Linked DNA regions of Homo sapiens: region 2 is linked to region 1. Evidence: read pairs that join two places in POLR2A ChIA-PET (ENCODE). Cell type or tissue: OCI-LY7. All regions are shown on one strand.

What was found. Peaks named below come from ENCODE experiments on the same cell type or tissue, not always from the same donor. Only the 100,000 strongest peaks of a DNase experiment are listed, where the experiment ranks them.
Region 2: POLR2A ChIA-PET joins it to region 1 with 8 read pairs; 7 of 35 experiments call an interaction of 5 or more read pairs at or near these places.

The regions. Positions count from the first base shown.
Region 1 is chr5:112,927,123-112,929,622 of GRCh38, forward strand. All of the region lies in intron 1 of LOC105379123 (a long non-coding RNA gene), which reads left to right. Among named protein-coding and RNA genes, the nearest start is that of REEP5, 6.1 kb to the left of the region's middle. In OCI-LY7, no CTCF peak of the experiment used is centred here; DNase peaks (open chromatin) are centred at 239, 1,069 and 2,429; H3K4me3 peaks cover 2,500 bases; H3K27ac peaks cover 2,500 bases.
Region 2 is chr5:112,695,919-112,698,418 of GRCh38, forward strand. No RefSeq gene overlaps it. Among named protein-coding and RNA genes, the nearest start is that of APC, 41 kb to the right of the region's middle. In OCI-LY7, no CTCF peak of the experiment used is centred here; no DNase peak of the experiment used is centred here.

The sequences.
Region 1 (2,500 bases):
GTCTCTCATCTGTAAAACAAGGATAAAAATAGTACCTATTTCACAGAGTTCTCATCATGGTTAGGTGAGTTACTATTTGTAATGTTTTTAGAAGAGTACTTGATGCAAAATAAGTGTTTAAATAATTTAAGAAAGAAAAAAAACACAGCTAGGTGTAATTTTTTTTTTTTTTTTTTTTTTTTTTTTGAGACAAGGTCTGGCTCTGTCACCGAGACGGGAGTGCAGTGGTGTAATCTCAGCTCACTGCAACCTTTGCCTCCTAGGCTCAAGCCATCCTCTCACCTCAGCCTCCCAAGTAGCTGGGACTACACGCACATGCCTCCAAGCCTGGCTAATTTTTGTATTTTTTGTAGAGATGGCATTTCACCATGTTGCTCAGGCTGATCTTGAACTCCTGAGCTCAAGCAATCCTCCCACCTCAGGCTGCCAAGGTGCTGGGATTACAGGAGTGAGCCATCATGCCCAGCCTCTAAAATTGAGATAGAGAAATATTACATTATTCTTGACTTTAGTAAATTACAATCAGATTCGGGGAGTATGGGATCCTAGTTTATCCCATCAGCACTGTAAACCTTAGATTCTTTCATAGCAGAGGAAAGAGATGCAGAAAATAAGAACCCAGAACCCTGCCTAAGGTCTCAAACTATTCACTTACTCATATTTACTAAATATATCCTGTGTGCCAGATGCTGTTAGATCTGGGAACTAGATAGATGAGATCTGTTTTGGAGGCTGTGAAGAAGGTTGGCCTGGAACCGGTTGACACTGGCAATTTTTTTTTTTTTTGTCCCCCAGGCTGGAGTGCAGTGGCGCAATCTTGGCTCACTGAAAGCTCTGCCACCTGGGATCATGCCATTCTCCTGCCTCAGCCTACTGAGTAGCTGGGACTACAGGCACCCGCCACCACACCCGGCTAATTTTTTTTTTTTTTGTATTTTTAGTAGAGATGGGGTTTTGCCGTGTTAGACGGGATGGTCTCGATCTCCTAACCTTGTGATCCGCCCGCCTCAGCCTGCCAAAGTGCTGGGATTACAGGCATGAGCTACTGCACCTGGCCAACTTTGGCAGTTTCTAAGGAGGAAGTTGAACTGACTTGGGATGAGGCAAATACTATTATTATACCCTCTGTGAGCTAGAGAAGAAAATTCTGCTGGAGAACTCAGATCAGGTCACTTTTGTTCTACACAAACTGTTTCTTCAGGGTAAGAAAACAAGTTGAAGTCATCAAACACATTTGTTCTTACTCATGTTAGGAAGAAGAGGTACAGCATAATTTGTCAGGTAATCTCTTCCTTCCTTTCCCCCACCCCTGCATTTGTAGGGTACCCTGGTATGGCACCAATGAGACAGGCAGGAGACCCTCAGCCCCTGCAGACACAGCCCTGTTGGCACATACACCCTCCCTCTGCTGCAGGAGGCTTATGATGACATGTCATCAGAATAAAAAGGGAAAAAGACAGAGTAAACAAAACCTGAGACACGGACTTGCCAGACGATGGGAGGAAAATGTAGAGTCTGAATGTAATTTAAGAAAGAGCATTGAAGGAAATAAAATGTGAAAATCACCATGTTTCATTGAATATATTTGAATTACATTTTCTTTACCTCATTTGTCCTATTCTTAAACATTTTCTACTGAAAATATGGACAAAGCATTTTAATGTATTTCTCCCCTTATCAAACAGGAAGTTGATTTTTAAAAATTAGTGCTCACAGTTGAGAATAAACCAACATGGAAATATCCTTTAGTTTAGCAAAAGTATTTTTATGTGAAATTACTAATATGTCATTGCTATTGCACACAAATCTAGAGATTTCTCACCAGGTTTAAAAATGTCCTTTATGCCAGGTGCGGTGGCTCACGCCTGTAATCCCAGCACTTCAGGAGGCCGAGGCAAGCAGATCACGAGGTCAGGAGATGGAGACCATCCTGGCTAACATGTAGAAACCCCGTCTCTACTAAAAATACCAAAAAATTATCTGGGCCTCGGGGCGGGCACCTGTAGTACCAGATACTCGGGAGGCTGAGGCAGGAGAATGGTGTGAACCCAGGAGGCGGAGCTTGCAGTGAGCCGAGATTGCGCCACTGCACTCCAGCCTGGGCGACAGAGCAAGACTCCATCTTACCAAAAAAAAAAAAAAAAAAAAAGTGTCCTTTATTTCTCCTTGACGTTTCTCTAATAGTATCTGCACAGTGGACTAATAGGAGAAAACAAGTCACTAATAGGTTGTTTCTCTATGCTCAAGACCAGTTAGTCCAGTTCCAGATAAAGCCTGGGGTTTGGATTCCATACCAGGATAATACGGCGTTCACTCACCCTGGGGTATGGGTCCAACTATAGAGAACAATCCACATTTGCCTCCTAGCCTACAGGGTGGCAAGAAGTTTTGCTTTTCTTTTCATGTGAGAGAAGGACCAGAAGGAGTCAGACAATTTTGCCCACTTCCTTTCGTGATGAGACATCAGGTAAATATAGTTAACATAAATAAAGAAACTGAC
Region 2 (2,500 bases), 230 kb before region 1:
CTGAGACAGGAGAATTGCTTGCACCCGCAGGCAGAGGTTGCAATGACCCGAGATCATGCCATTGCACTCCAGCCTGGGCAACAGAGCAAGATTCCATCTCAAAAAAAAAAAAACAAACAAAAAGAAAAAATAGAGAAAAAAGAGTATATAGCACATAGTGTATAAATATTAGCAAAACAGAAAATGTTCTTTAATGTGACTTTCATATAGCCAATAATTCTCCTGATTTTTGCCCATGATTGTTTCATTGATTTTTGCTGAACTTTTGTATCTGTAGCCAACCTATCATTATAAATAACAAACAAGTGTAGTTTTGACAAGAATCCTGGCTGATATTTTCTTAGTCATTAATGAGTAAGATGAAAATGAAACAACAAAGATATATGTTAGAACTTTATTTATTTGTCTATAATGTGAGCGACTTGGAAGAATTTGATAATGGTTTTTAAATACCGGAATAATATTTCCTCAATCTGTGTGCTATTCGCAAAGTAAGAGCAATAGACGTGACACGCTTTTAACTTTAATGTACAGCATTAACATTTTCTCCATCACTAGACTATCAACAAAACAATAAGTCAAGCCCAGATTTTGAGCATTTCTTGAGTTCCCTGGTGTAAATGCTCTCGCTCTGGCCAATTTCAAACTACCAATGTGACATCATTGAACTTAGTGTTTTGAGTAGATGTGCCCTAGAACATTATACAGTTTTTCCACCATTTAGATACAAGAGATGGAATGGCATCAGGAGCATAGGAAATGGTTAAATGTGAGAAAATGATTTGAAAGTGATGAGTTTTGAGTGCTTATTACCTTTGTTTTCAATATAATTTATTGAATTGCAATTTTATATTATTTAATTTTTAATAATAGCTGTGTGTAATTGCCAACTCATAAAATCTCTAAACTGACTTTCTCTCAGTTCTTTAAGCTGGTTCCAGTCTACTAAAGATCTTGGTGCAAGTCTCTGGATCCCTCCCCAACCCCAAATGACGGGGGAGCTGTAGCAGCATGAAGGGAGAGCGGATGCAAACATATGTTGTTTCTCTTGAGCCCCACCGCTCTCAACGTGCTGCTGGGGCTGCTTTGGTCTTGTGGGATGTTCCCCTGAGCTACTCAGACTGGTTGTTAGGGCGGATTATCAATGTCATCAGCCAAACCATAAACTGTGTCAAGATATTGATGTGAATTTCAGTGAAATAAATGATTTGGTTTTCTTTGTTAAATTTTATTCATTAAAATATGCTTTTATAAAATGAGGATTTATTGTAGAGGGCAATATTGTTATTCTGAAATGCCTTTCATTTTAAAGTAAACCTGGAAAGAGCACCACCAAAATGGTGACAATTCTTATCTTGAATGGTGAGATTTTTTTCTTTCTTCTTGAGATTTTCTGGAGTTTCCAAATTTTCTATGATAAACAGCTAAGATTTTGGTAGTATGAAAAACAATTGAGACAAATCTTTAGTAACTTGATATTCAAGTTACATTGGTGCTGTCCCTTTAAGTACTAGAAGAATACGTAGCACTTTCAGTAAAATAATGCCGAGGGAGGAGACATTGCTATGCTCAGTTTCATTTAAAAGCCAGATGTCCAGGAATTGGATATGGCTAATTATCAATTTCTACCCAGATGGAGAGTTTTCCTTTTTTTTTTTTTTTTGTCATTAGACAGAAAAGCACAGAGTCTCTGGCTGATTATTGCATTCAGCCACTTTAATTGGAAAGTTTTAAGAAATAGGTGGAGCTTAAAAGAAGGGAAGCTTAGTGTATCATGAGTGAAATGTTGATACAGGCACAAGAGAAACAAAAAAAGAAGAAACATGTATAATTGGTGTCATAAAGATTTTCAAACTTGCTCTATGACCAATTCAATTACTGCTGGAAATGGAATTCATACCTTCTCATGTCTGCCTTCCAAATTATACCAAGATTTAGCAGCTTATAACAAGAAGTATTTTTTTTTCACAGTTTCTATTGGTCAGGAATTTGAGCATGGTTTACCTAGGTACCCGTGCTTCAAGGTCTCTCATAAAGCTTTCAGCCAAGTCTGTGCTATCATCTGCAGCCTTGACTGGGAGAGTCACTTCCAAGCTCTCTCACATGATTGATGGCAGGGAGTTCCTCATGAACTGTTGGACTAAGAACCTCAGTTCTTCACTAGCTTTTGGGCAGAGGCCTCCCTCAATTCCACGTCAGGTGGGCCTCTCCATAAGGCAGTTTATGTTCTGGATTGGAGCATGTCTTCCACCTTGGTTCATCCATCATTTCTTGTCTTCTAGACACTTGCCAAATCTCTCATCAGCTGATGGAACATTCTTCATTCTCAATAGTCACAAATTTATTCCCTTTTATGCAGTTATTGGGCAGGGAACAGACCCAGGTTTTATCATGAAAGGGTGTTGCATTTTGTCAAATGCTTTTTCTGTATCAAATGATGTGATTACACATGAATTTTCTTCTGTAGCCTGTTGTATGTAGATAATGTAGATCACATTGA